Regions from separate parts of the Homo sapiens genome. Here region 2 is linked to region 1. The links are chromatin contacts, found by Hi-C or POLR2A ChIA-PET in ENCODE. All regions are on one chromosome and are shown on one strand. Each heading gives the region's core, a stretch centred on a gene start or an enhancer-like site at or near the end of the contact. The rest is flanking DNA. Distances are from core to core; before and after follow the strand shown.

Evidence for each region. A loop is a pair of places that touch in the nucleus more often than their neighbours do. ChIA-PET counts read pairs that join two places held with the same protein, here RNA polymerase II (POLR2A).
Region 2: a map with no recorded cell type shows a loop between it and region 1 (4-fold over the local background). The contact joins two enhancer-like sites. A Hi-C loop is called at or near these places in 1 of 37 single-sample maps with no recorded cell type. POLR2A ChIA-PET finds 5 or more read pairs at or near these places in 1 of 52 experiments (Panc1).

Annotation. Positions count from the first base shown.
Region 1 is chr5:119,533,618-119,540,183 of GRCh38, reverse strand. It overlaps HSD17B4 (hydroxysteroid 17-beta dehydrogenase 4), which reads right to left. Exons shown (of 24, transcript NM_000414.4): 23 at 3,634-3,761. Among named protein-coding and RNA genes, the nearest start is that of HSD17B4, 84 kb to the right of the region's middle. RefSeq lists an enhancer at 1,978-2,057. Within about 2 kb of position 2,288, at least 2 of the 41 ENCODE cell types and tissues checked have a DNase peak (open chromatin) inside an H3K27ac peak, as active enhancers do.
Region 2 is chr5:119,015,569-119,022,134 of GRCh38, reverse strand. DMXL1-DT (DMXL1 divergent transcript) reads left to right here. Exons shown (of 3, transcript NR_134250.1): 2 at 1,895-2,058. Among named protein-coding and RNA genes, the nearest start is that of DTWD2, 30 kb to the right of the region's middle. Within about 2 kb of position 2,559, at least 3 of the 41 ENCODE cell types and tissues checked have a DNase peak (open chromatin) inside an H3K27ac peak, as active enhancers do.

The DNA of each region.
Region 1 (6,566 bases), core at 1,039-3,538:
GCCATGCAAAAAGTAGTAAGACTATAAACTGCCATAAAGGAAGAAGGTCTGGAAGCACTGTGCTTTCCAGAAAGGCTATACCAACTACTGATTGATTGACACAGGGTCTTGCTCTGTCACCCAGGCTACAGCTGCATGATCACACTCACTGCAGCCTAAGCCTCCTGGGCTCAAGTGATCCTCCCAACTCAGCCTCTCAAGTAGCTGGGACTACAGGTGTGTGCCACCACACCAGGCTAATTTTTTTTTTTTTTTTTTTTTGGTAGAGACAGGGTCTCACTGTCTCACCCAGGCTCAAACTCCTGGACTCAAGCAATCCTCCTGCCTTGGCCTCCCAAAGTGCTGGAACTACAGGCACGAGACATTGTCCCTGGCCTATACCAATTTTATATTCCCTCCAGTTGTGTGTAAATTATCTTATCCCAACCTTAAAAATACTATTTTCTTACACTTTGAAAATATGAGGCAAAAATAACATGCTTTAATTTGTATTTTTGGATACTGGGAAAAATTTTTTTCTTTTGTATGTTAGTCATTTCTATTTATTTCATTAATTATTGTTCCATACCTTTTGTCCACTTCTTCTTTTTTATTATTATTATTATACTTTAAGTTCTAGGGTACATGTGCACAATGCGCAGGTTTGTTACATATGTATACATGTGCCATGTTGGTGTGCTGCACCCGTTAACTCGTCATTTAGCATTAGGTATATCTCCTAATGCTATCCCTCCCCCCCTCCCCCAACCCCATGACAGGTCCCCGTGTGTGATGTTCCCCACCCTCTGTCCAGGTGTTCTCATTGTTCAATTCCCACATGTGAGAACATGCGGTGTTTGGTTTTTTGTCCTTGCAATAGTTTGCTGAGAATGATGGTTTCCAGCTTCATCCATGTCCCTACAAAGGACATGAACTCATCCATTTCTATGGCTGCATAGTATTCTATGGTGTGTATGTGCCACATTTTCTTAATGCAGTCTATCATTGATGGACTTTTGTCCACTTTTTCTATTGAGGTTGTAGTGCTTTCCAGAATTTTTAGAATGATACTCTGTATCATCATTTTATTTTTTTCCCTCGATTTATGGAAATATACTATAGAGTCTGACATGCAGAAGTTTCTAATTTCTATACAGCCTAAACTTCTGACATTGAACTTTCATTCCTTCTATATTTGCTTTAATCTACCTGAGTATGAATGTCTACAGTATACTAGGCAATATTCTAGGCTAGGCTGAATATCTGTCCCTGTTCTCACAGAGCTAACATTAAACTAGGGGAGTCAAAAAGTAAAATGTAAACAAATAATTAAAGCCTGTTATAAATACAATGAAGGAGAAAACAGGATGTTATCAGAATATAACAGGAAGAAACTACTTTGGATGAAATGAAGCCAGCCATGCAAACAGCTAGGAGGAGAAATTCCAGAAAAGGCAAATGCATAGACATTGAAGGAGTAAAAGCTGATGGGAAGGAACTGAAAGGAAGGACAAAATAACAACAAAATAACTAGAATTAGCATTACAGGTGATGGGGCAAGTGGCATGGGATGAAGCCTGAAAAAGGAGCAAGGGAAAGAAACATCATACACGACATGGTAACAGCTAACTTGGATTTTATACACGTGCAAAAGGAAATGCTGGAGATTTTTTATCAAATGGGATGATAAATATGAACCAGTAATTAATGAAAGTAGTAGAAATGACTAACATACATAAATAATCTAATCTGATTTACATTTTTAAAGGATTACTCTGGCTCCTGGGTGGAGAACAACAGACTGAATGGGAGAGACAAGACTGGAAGAAGTAAGACAGGTGAGAGATGACAGAGGCTAGGATCACAGTGATATCCCTAGAGAGGAAGAGAAGATGAATTCAAGATATATTTTGGAGAAAGATCAGACAGAAGTAAGGAAGGAAAGGATACAGAAGGGCAGAAGGAATCTAAGATAATTTTTACATTTCTGGGCTTATTAATTTGGGTAAATAGATGATGGTGCCACTAATTAAGAAGGAAGAGACTGGGGGAGAAAAATAAATCACAAGTTCTATTTTGGTCACAGTAAGTTTGACATGCCAGAAAGTTTCCCATCAGAGTGGTCAAGTAGAGGGATGGTTCTCTCACTGTGGAGCTCAGAGAAGACTAAGTGGAGCCAAGTTCCTCGCACGGCAGGCCTTTGTATTAGTTGTTTCCTTAGTCTGATGACTCATTCTGATACTCTGTTCAAATCTCTGTCAGGCATTTCAGGTACCTTAGAAAACCCCAGAAGGTATTTTAAACAACCTATTTAAAATAGTTCCCCTGTCCTGTCACATTCTAACTCAAGGGTTGGCAAACAACAGCTGGAGAACCAGATCTAGTGGCTGTGTGTTTCTGTAAATAAAGTTTTATTGGAACACAGTCACACTCCATTGTTTACATATTCTCTATGGCTACTTTAAGGCTACAATGGCAAAGCTGAAGAGCTGCAACAGAGACCATCTTGCCCACAAAGCCTAAAATATTTACTGTGTAACCCTTTACAGAAAAAGTTTGCCAGTCATTGCTCTAACACTATACTCAGGCTTACTCTTCTCTAACTTGAGATTTTATTTCTTTTGCATTAGTACACTAAAAGAAGCTCCATACAGTAGGGTTTTGTCTTAATTCAGCCAATACCTACAACCTGAATAGGTACTAAATAAATTCCTGGAAAGAAATTAACAGAGGGTTCACTGCATTGCCAAGCACTGTACTAAGCTCTTCATACATATTATTGGGTTTAGTTCTTATAATAAGCCTTGTAAACATTAAAATTATTAAACTCATTTTACAAATGAGAAAATTAAGGTTTTTGGATGAAGTGACAGGGGCAAGATTCAAATTTAGATTTTATCTGATGCCAAAGACTACTTTTTACCTACTATACTACTTTACAATTCCTTTTAGTCTTTCTATACAGGAAAATCATATATTTCCTCATTTATTCAAATTACTCCTATGTGAAAGCTATTTTTAAATAACTGCACTCAGCCATTTGTTTGAACTCCTTCATTCTAAGAATCAATAAGTTAGTTCCCTTGGAATTTCTAGCTACATAATCACAAATTGAAAATAACAAATTTTTCTCCTCCATTCTAATTGCCACATCAATTACTTTAATTTTGTATATTTGTGGATTGGTCAAAAGTTTCATAATAATATTAACTAAATAATCGTCACAGAAGGCACTCTTCTGTTAATCATGATTTTCCACTGAAATGCCTCTAAGATTCACCCTAAGTAAGACATGGGCTATTAGGTTAAAATATCCTTCTAGTTCCAATATTCAATGATTTCTTAATCTTATTTATTGGGAATGTCTAATTTTATGTAGTACCTACTAATGTCATATGGTTTTTCACCTTTGAACACATAACAGAATATATTAAAAAATCTAGATGTGGGTTCAGTCTTAAAAAGTGTCAGGTGAAACTCCATTAAAAAAGAAATATATGACCTGTCAACCAGAGTATCAGTAGCAACTGTGTCATCTTCAGAGTTGTAAGAAACCTGGCTTATAAATCAGAATTTGGGCATCAGCTTAAAAACTGCAATTGTCAAAAGAGGAAACAATAAAACAATGAATAAATGAACATTTGAGAACATTACCTTCTGAGGGTCAAGCTTGCCCAGGACCACCTCCATGAAATCTTCATCTGAAAGTATGATTGTTGTATCAGCAGCACCTTTTGCAGGGCCTTGGTACACTTTTCCAGAACCACTTTTCAGGTCAATAGCTGGGAAAAATAGGAAGAAACCAATGTGTATCTTTTTCTCTCCAACAAAATGAGGGTAAAATAAACCAAGTAAAATGCAGACATTTCTATAGTTTCCATGTTAATGTGGCACTTATTCTACACATATTCTATCTATCAATTATACATTATCTGTCATTTAGAAAAAAAGCAAAATATAGAAATACAAGAATACAGAAATTTGAGGTAAAGAAGTGGAACTTCCAGTTCTGTAGTGGCTCAGGTCATGGTCTGCAACCACCACCATCACCTTGAGTTTATAGACACCTATAAGATCACAGCTAATCTTATTTCAGAAGTGAAGAAAGAGATTGTATTCATTTTCTCTTAGTGGCAGAATTCATTACAGGCATCTTACTGTTGATTTTTAGCTCTGTATTTATTAATAACTAAGCTTCTGAAAGAGTCCATAACAATTTCAGTCATACTTCACAGCATTTAATGAGGGAGGGGTGAGGTAACAGATGAGAATATGGCATTTGAAAACTTGGAGACCCCTGAGGATCTTATTAAGATATATACTTTACAAATCACAAAGGGTCACTACAGGAGAAAGAAGGAACTGTTTTTGTTTATGCTACCTTCCCTTAATATTAGGTCTTTGCTGGCACAAACATGTTTTGTCTTTGTATCCCCTATACTTCCTTGAAGAGAAAATACTTAGGAATTATTTGATAAATGGAAAAGCACATGAAAGAAGGATGTCTACCCCCAAAAATATATATATATATATAAAATATATATTAGTAATAACAAACACAAAGAAAAAAACCCAGGTTAAAAATTAAGTTTTTAAAAATCACACCAAGAGCATATTACTTTTGTGTTATTCCTGCCAAAAGTTCATAAACTAAAACTAAACATGAAAAAAGCATCAACTAAAAACAAACCAAGAAACAAGCTATAAAATAATTGGTCTCCAGCCTTCAAATATCTCAAAATTGGGAAAAGCAAAGACTGAGGAACTCATCCAGATTAAAGCAGACTAGAGACCTAAGAACCAAATGTAATGTATAATCCCAGATGGGACCCTGATCAATTCTTTTTCTTTCTTCATTTTAGTAATGAATAATAATTATTATTGTTTTGCTATAAAGGACATTATTGGGACAATTGAAATATTAACAAGATCTGCAGATTAGCTAACATACTGCATCAATGTTAATCTCCTGATATTGATCTTTGTTGTGTGAATAGATAAGAGAATGTCTTTGTTCTTAGAAAATGCTAGTAGCATAGTCTCTTAGGCATAAAGGGACATCATGTCTGCAAGTTACTCTTAAATGCCTCAGAAGAAAAAAACACATATGATGGAAAAAAATAGTAAAGAAGATGAGATACAAATTTTAACAATTTGAGGAAACTGGATGAAAGACAAAAGTTCTCTAGTATTTTTGCAACTTTTCTATAATTCTCAAATTGTTTCAAACAAAAAAAAGTACAAAATGATGTTATTAAGATGAATAACACAGAGAAGATGGAAAGTCAGAAATTGTTTTAAATGATTTTGTGCACTTGTGTGTACTTTTGAAGATAAATGTACATGAGCACGCAGTCAGGAGCTGCTGTTAGTAAGAGAAGAAACAGTCACTGTTGCTTTGGGAATAGAGAGTAACCCTGAGGCAGATACACCTCCAACAAACAGGCCCCCATTCCTAACTGGAGAGCATATTCCTTTTCAAGGAAAATCTTTCAAGACTTTTCTATAAATGCATGAGACACTCATTTCAATCCAAATCCAATGTTTGGAACCAACACCCTTGAGATTTAGTTTATATCCAAGTTGAGAATCCTAAGCGGCAATCTGGTTTGACTGCTAGAAGATGAGCACCAACCCAGGAGCTCAGAGGTTTTAATGATCACATGGTATCCTCAAGAATTAATTATTCTGGTATCAAAAGAATGCCAGTTCCCAAACCTCTGTACATTCTTACATACTGTGGCAAATGTCTAAGATTCAAAATAGATAACCTCTAACAGTCAAAGAACATCCTCATCCAGTCACATCATCATACAGTACATATATAGTACATAATGGAGGCTTGGATTTAGTCCAGATATGCAGACTTAACTCTACACAACTAATTATAGTACGTGCCTTTTAAAACTCGGCTCATTTTATTATTTATTCAAACAAAAACAATATTCAAACAAAAATCCATAGTATCTTGCCAACTAAATGTAAATTCCACTTATGTTCCTATAATGGAAATGATTACAAACATGTGAAAGGAAACCAAATTTAAATTCAGGAGGAAAACAACCAAACTGCTCAATGCTAACCAGCTTAAACCTATCATCCTAAAGAAAACAAAACAGATTTTGCTCAGCAACATTGTATTCAACACATGGAAATAAATCTTTATAAAAAGTTTCAGTAATATTATTTTACAGGTATTGGATACATACAAACAATATATTTCTATTTGAAAGTATAGGATTGTCTTTGCCTAAAATACTGACAAATTGCATATTTAAAACCTGTGGGCCAAATTCTATGATATTCATTTTGTTTACAGACAAATGGAAATTTTAGAACCATTATTCCATAAAGTGAACAGGAACAGCAGGACCAACAAAGATTTTCCTTCCATTTTCTTCCTGCATGTCATGAAGCAAGGTGGTGAATGAAGCCAACGTTCTTGGTTCCAACTACTAATTCCTCAAATATGCTTTCCAACTCTCTGCCTCTAGCTATGAAGTTACTCTTAAATTCCAGGCCCACAGTCCCCACAATCTAGTCCAGATCTTGGTTGGCTACAGTGTTGGTACCACAACTTACCTTCT
Region 2 (6,566 bases), core at 1,310-3,809, 520 kb after region 1:
TTCCCTCTTCTGGTGAGTTTCTTTCTTTTTTTTTAGATTTCTTCAGAGAACAGCTATAATTTGGAGGGATGTAGTAAACAAGTCAGTAAGTCTAGAGTAGCATCCAATATCTTATCATCTTCCTAGCTCAATTTCTTGCAACTGAGGCAGTATTGTTATTTCACACAATGGACTTGCTGACATCAACGGAGCCAGAAAGACTAGGCAAAATTGAGACTTAGAATTAGACATTCTGTTGAGTTACTAGATAAGCAGAGCCCAGCTGAGATGGTAAGTTCTGTAGGGATAGTGGAGGGACTCTCTCCCTAAGGATCTAACTCAAATGACTTCATGTTCCAAGCAAGTAAGTAAACCAGTAAAGGGGCAGATATACAGTAGGGAGTACTGGAGGCTATGGCAAACTGGGGAACATATGTCTGGCCTAAGGACATTCAAATGTAAACATTTCAAACATTGAATGTGCCAAACCAAATATGTTAGCGGGCTAAATTTGCCCTATGCACCATCAGTTTGCAACCTCCTCAAGACTTACAGAACTTGGTCTCTAGGGAAAACAGCAACAGGTAGTAGTGGTGAGCCAGAAAAGCGGTTCCTAGCAGGAAGGTTCACACAGGTGTAACAGGATAACCTGAGCATGAGTGTTGTTATGGCATGCAATATGGGAGAAGTAAGCCGTTAGTTAACAGGGTCCCAGTTCCACAGATGAGAGTGGCAGGAGGCAGGGCTCAGTGAAGGGCTCTAAGTCCTCTGTGGTGGCAGAGGGAACAAGACAATTTCCAACCAGGAAGGCCTAGGTTATGAATATGGTAATTGTTATGGGAAATCAGAACAAGGATGCAACAAATGGCAAGATCACATATCACTTATTACTGAATCACTTGCAAATTGAATGTAAATCCCTTACAATATTTTTATTGCTTCTTAAAAACTGAGTTTTAAAATAGTTTATTATAGAACATTTAGAAAATACAAAAAAGCATAATAAAAAAATAACTTTTTGGCTGTCCTACCTGAGGAAAGGCAGCACTGTTTCCAAAGCTTGAAGCCAGGCAGGGAATCAAGAACTTCTGTCTTGGGAAGAGGACTTTGGAGTATGGGGACAGGAAACTGGACTAGGAGCCAGAAATGGGCTGGACAGCCTTTATGAATTATCTATAGCAGAGCTGATTTCAGACTATTTAAGATTATTTATCATAATTTTTTATTTGAAAATATTGTAATTAGGATGGCTGGCACGGTGGCTCATGCCTGTGATCGCAGCACTTTGGGAGGCCCAGGCAGGTGGTTCATCTGAGGTTAGGAGTTTGATACCAGCCTGGCCAACATGATGAAATTCCTGTCTCTACTAAAAATACAAAAATTAGCCGGGCATGGTGGTGGGGCCTGTAATCCCAGCTACTCAGGAGGCTGAGGCGGGAGAAGCACTTGAACCCGGGAGGTGGAGGTTGCAGTGAGCCGATCACACCACTGTACTCCAGCCTGGGTGACAGAGCAAGGCTCCTTCAAAAAAAAAAAAAAAAGAAGAAAGAAAATAAACATTGTAGTTAGGAGCCAGAATGTAAAACTTAGCTCTTATCTAGTCAGATCTTTAGTATTCATAATATACCTTCATCTTTTTAAGGAGGTATGAACTATCAGGATGTCAAATATTCATATCTTACCAAAATGCATGTCCTTAATTTCTCTTTCGGGGTTATGGACTATTCTGGATTATATACACTACTGATCTTCCACATTATGGATTATACTGTTTTAGAATAATTCTGGTTTAACTGAATATATGTATAGCGGAGTATGAATCTTTTCAATCTTCAATTATTAGTCTGTTTTATGTAATAGTTGTGGGTCACTGTGTGTGTTTTTAGTATAGGAGTAACTTTTTTTTTTTTTTAAGAGACAGAGTCTTGTTCTGTCGTGCATGCTGGCGTACAGTGCCACAATCACAGCTCACCGCAGCTTCCAACTTCTGGACTCACATGATCCTTCTGCCTCAGACTTCCAAGTACTTGGGACTACAGTCACGAATCACCACAGCCAGCTTGGAGTGACTTTCTAAGGGTAAATAACGAGTCAATTGAGACTGTAATTATATGACTTGGGGCAAAATTAACTGTGGTCAGCTGACTTGTTACCGTATTTAATTTTAATTTTGGAGCTTGTATTCAAAAGCTATTATATGAATATAAGAATAAATGATTTTTTTAACAAAAAAGAGTATTTTAGAAGAGAAACATGATATCTAGAAGAGAAACATTTCAACTTACTATTCTCTGGGCTTTTGTTAAACTACACTCACATCTCTCCTAAAATAAACAAAATCAATCATCCATCATACGCTCATATAATGGCATTTTCAGTGAATAGAGGTATTGTGCAGAACATGTCCCAAAATGTAAAATCTAAGATTTCCCATATGTGGCTGCCACAATAACTCCACTCATGCATTCTAACATCTAATAGTCTAACATTATTTCTATATTTAGTTTTTCTTTAAACTTCCTCTTTTTTTTTTTGTTTTTTTGGTAATTGCCACATCTGCTTTAGCAATTTTGTGATTTTTAAACTTCCTCCTGCAAAAAGGTTTTAAAAACATTTATGTTGCTTGTATAATATAACCATTATCTCTTTGGAAACTTGGAAAAATATAGTAAAATTAGTGGGAAATGGAATTATAAGCATTCTTTTTTTTTTCTTTTGATGGAGTCTCACTCTGTCGCCCAGGCTGGAGTGCAGTGGCACAATCTCAGTTCATTGCAACCTCCGCCTCCCGGGTTCAAGTGATTCTCCTGCCTCAGCCTCCTGAGTAGCTGGGATTACAGGTGTGCGCCAGCACACCTGACTAATTTTTGTATTTTTAGTAGAGAAGGAGTTTCGCCATGTTGGCCAGGCTTGTCTTGAACTCCAGACCTCAGGTGATCCACCTACCTCAGCTTCCCAAAGTGCTGGGATTACAGGTATGAGCCACCGCCCTTGGCCCAAGCATTCTTTCTTTTTCTTTTTCGTTTTCTTTTCTTTTCTTTTTTTTTTTTTGAGATGGAGTTTCACTCTTGATGCCCAGGCTGGAGTGCAATGGCTCACTGCAACCTCCGCCTCTGGGGTTCAAGCGATTCTCCTGCCTCAGCCTCCCGAGAAGCTGGGATTACAGGCATGTGCCACCACGCCCGGCTAATTTTGTATTTTTAGTAGAGACGAAATTTCTCATGTTGGTCAGGCTGGTCTTGAACTCCCAACCTCAGGTGATCCACCCATCTCGGCCTCCCAAAGTGCTGGGAATGCCAGGTATATTTTCCCCATAGTTTTAGCTCAAGGTATTACATAGTTATTGCCAAAAAAAAACAATGGTAAACATCTATAGCTGAGTCGTCCGTGAATATTTAATGGATTAGTTAAGAAATAGTGACTCAGGAAATATAAACTTTAATCTTAGCTATTTCTGATGTAATGTCATGTCAGTCATTCTTTTTACTCTACGTTATTTTGATTTTGTACCTCATAAAATTTGGGAAACTGCTAGTAAATAACTACACTCAACAATGTGGGAAGGATGAAAGAGGCTTTATGATGTCACAGAAAGAGCAGTTGGCCAGGAATTAGAAGATCTGGCTTCTAAATATAGTCTTTTCACTTAAAATTGCCATGTTACTTTAGGCAAGCCATTTCATTTTTCAGAGGCTGTCATTTTCTTCATCTATCAGATACAGATGATAATACATATCTTATTTATATTTTAAGGCTGTAGGGAAGTACAAAATTAAATAGTGTTGGTAAAAGGACTTTACAAATTGCAAAGTTATAATTTCAGAAATAACACCAGGGCTTTGCTATAGTACCATTTGCTACAGCATGGAATTCAACATAATGCTGCTCTATTTCAGACTATTGAAAGGGGTACGTCAGTGGCAAGGCTATATCATATTCATATTTGCAGGAATTTCTAGGTTGGTATAATGAAATTCAAAGGATATTTATTTTAGAATTCTGACTCATTTCTGTTAACTCATACATATACTATTTCAATGATTTACTTTTGTTTTGAGAATTACTTGATTTTCCCCTATTTGTTCTCCATTCCTTTGTCCACCAACTCCCACCCCCACAAACAGTAAACTAAAAACAGACGTTCTTCTTTTTCTTTTATGAGACAGGGTCTCACTCTATCACCCAGGCTGGAGTATGGTGGCACAATCTTGGCTTATTGCAGCCTCGACCTCCTAGGCTCAAGCAATCCTCCTGCCTCAGCCTCCTGAGTAGCTGGTACAACAGGTGTGAGCCACCGCGCCCAGCTTATTTTTTAGTTTTTGTAGAGACAGGGTTTTGCTGAGTTGCCCAGGCTAGTCTCGAACTCCCAGCCTCAAGTGACCCTCCTCCATCACCTCCCAAAGTCCTGGGATTACAGGCAGGCACCGCCACACCCGGCTCTGAAAACAGATGTTTATAGAAGAACCAATGGTCATTTTTGTGTTCCAGATCTGTTAGAAGTTTACAGTACAATCAAAGGGATTTGAAAAGATCTCATGGAGCTATTCTAGCTTTAGTAAAGCCTATATATAGGAAAATGATGGCTCATTTTATTTGCTGCCCTTCTGAAATCAGGCAAACAGTAGGTATTTCTAAGGTACACTTGAATGCCTGTTTTTTAAAAAAATCAAAGTCACTTTGAATAATGTTACCATTTATTTAAAATCTTTGTTTTTATCCCTGACTCTTTCATAATATAGCCATGCTCTCTCTCTCTCGTATATATATGCACACATACCTATACACATATATGTGTGCGTGTGTGTACGTATATACATATATGTGTATAGGTATGTGTGTATATATATGTATATGCATGCATATATATTTCTATATATATATATATATACACAGAACTGAATATTTGATATCTTGATGTGGTACTTTAAATACAGCATGAACAAAACAGAATTCTTGGTACCCTATTTTGTCACCCCTCTCCTCCAGACATGTTGATTACCCCAGTCTTCTCTATCTCATTTGATGATACCATTATCACTCAGTTACTCCAGTCCAAAATCTGTTTCCCATGATTCTTTTTCATTTAGCCATATATTTAAACCATCAGCTAATCTTTTGACTTTAGCTCTAAAACACATTTAATCTGTGCATTTCTTCCCATCTCTATTATCATCCTATTACAAAGCAATGTCTGTCTGTCTCTCTCTCTCTCTACACACACACACACACTTTCTGCCATTTAAGAGTAAGTTGCAGATATGATACTTCATTATCCCTAAATACTTCAGTGTTTAATTCCCAAATACAAGGACACTCTGTTATACCATTATAATTTTTTAAATAAATAAACATAGATACACTACTATAATCTGTAGATTTTGTTCAGCTATCTCTAATTGTCTAAATAAAACATATTCACTTTTAGCTACCCTAAATCTGCAGGACAAGCTTAAGCAATGTGTTGTACCTAGCACAGAATGATTGGTTCATAGATAGCACCATTATAGTTTCACTTCTCCTAATTGTTTATATGATACCTTTTTTTTTTTTTTTTTTTTTTAAGACAGAATCTCGCTCTGTTGCCCAGGCTAGAGTGTGGTGGCGTGATCTCGGCTCATTGCAACTTCTGCTTTCTGGTTCAAATTCTTGTGCCTCAACCCGTGGAGTAGCTGGGATTACAGGCGTGCACCACCATGCCTGGCTAATTTTTGTATTTTTAGTAGAGACAGGATTTCACCATGTTGGCCAGGCTGGTCTCAAACTCCTGGCCTTAACTGATCCTCCCTGCCTCGGTCTCCCAAAGTGCTGGGATTACAGGCGTGAACCACTATGCCCAGCCTATGTAGTACCTTTATGAAAATACATGAAAGGAAGTGGGGGCTTGGTTCTATCTACCACTGCCTTCTGTCAAATCTTTCACTAGTAACTTAAAATATCTGGTTCTTAGTTTCTTTAAGTATAAGGTTATACAAGATTATCACTGAGGAGCCTAGTGGTTCCAGAATTTCATAATTATATAAGGATGGTTTGTGTCCCCATATTTTAGTCTCAGACTGAATTCTAGCACAATTCTGAGGCTCTTTGTTAATAGTTAGGTTCACTACATGAAGGGCGGGTTGATAGAAGACAGTTCTTAATTTTAAGGTTCTTGCAGGCTACCATAGAAACTCACATACAGGGTTGTTGCTCTGGAGGAAGCAGATGAGCAAAAGTGGCCTCTTTGTGCTCAAGGATCTTGACTCTGTGTATACTGATTATGGAACTTGAACATTAAAGCCCAAAATCTACTAATAATTATTTTCCAACATTTTCTCTCAAGGATTTAAGGATAAAGAGCAAAAGGTAACTGCCAGGATGCTTTTAAACGAAGTTATACTTCTGTCTACATTTCATTTCAAAGCAGAATAATTCAAAAGGAGAGATAGGTTCAGGGCTTATGACTTTTAGTTATTGGCTAGAATGAGGAGATAACAGGTGACATGTTAGACCAAGGTGCTTATTGGGGCTCAAAATTTTGGGAGGGGATGTTCCTCAAGGAATTCCAAGGTTGGGATTTTTATCTCCTTAGATAGTTTAACATATGGAAC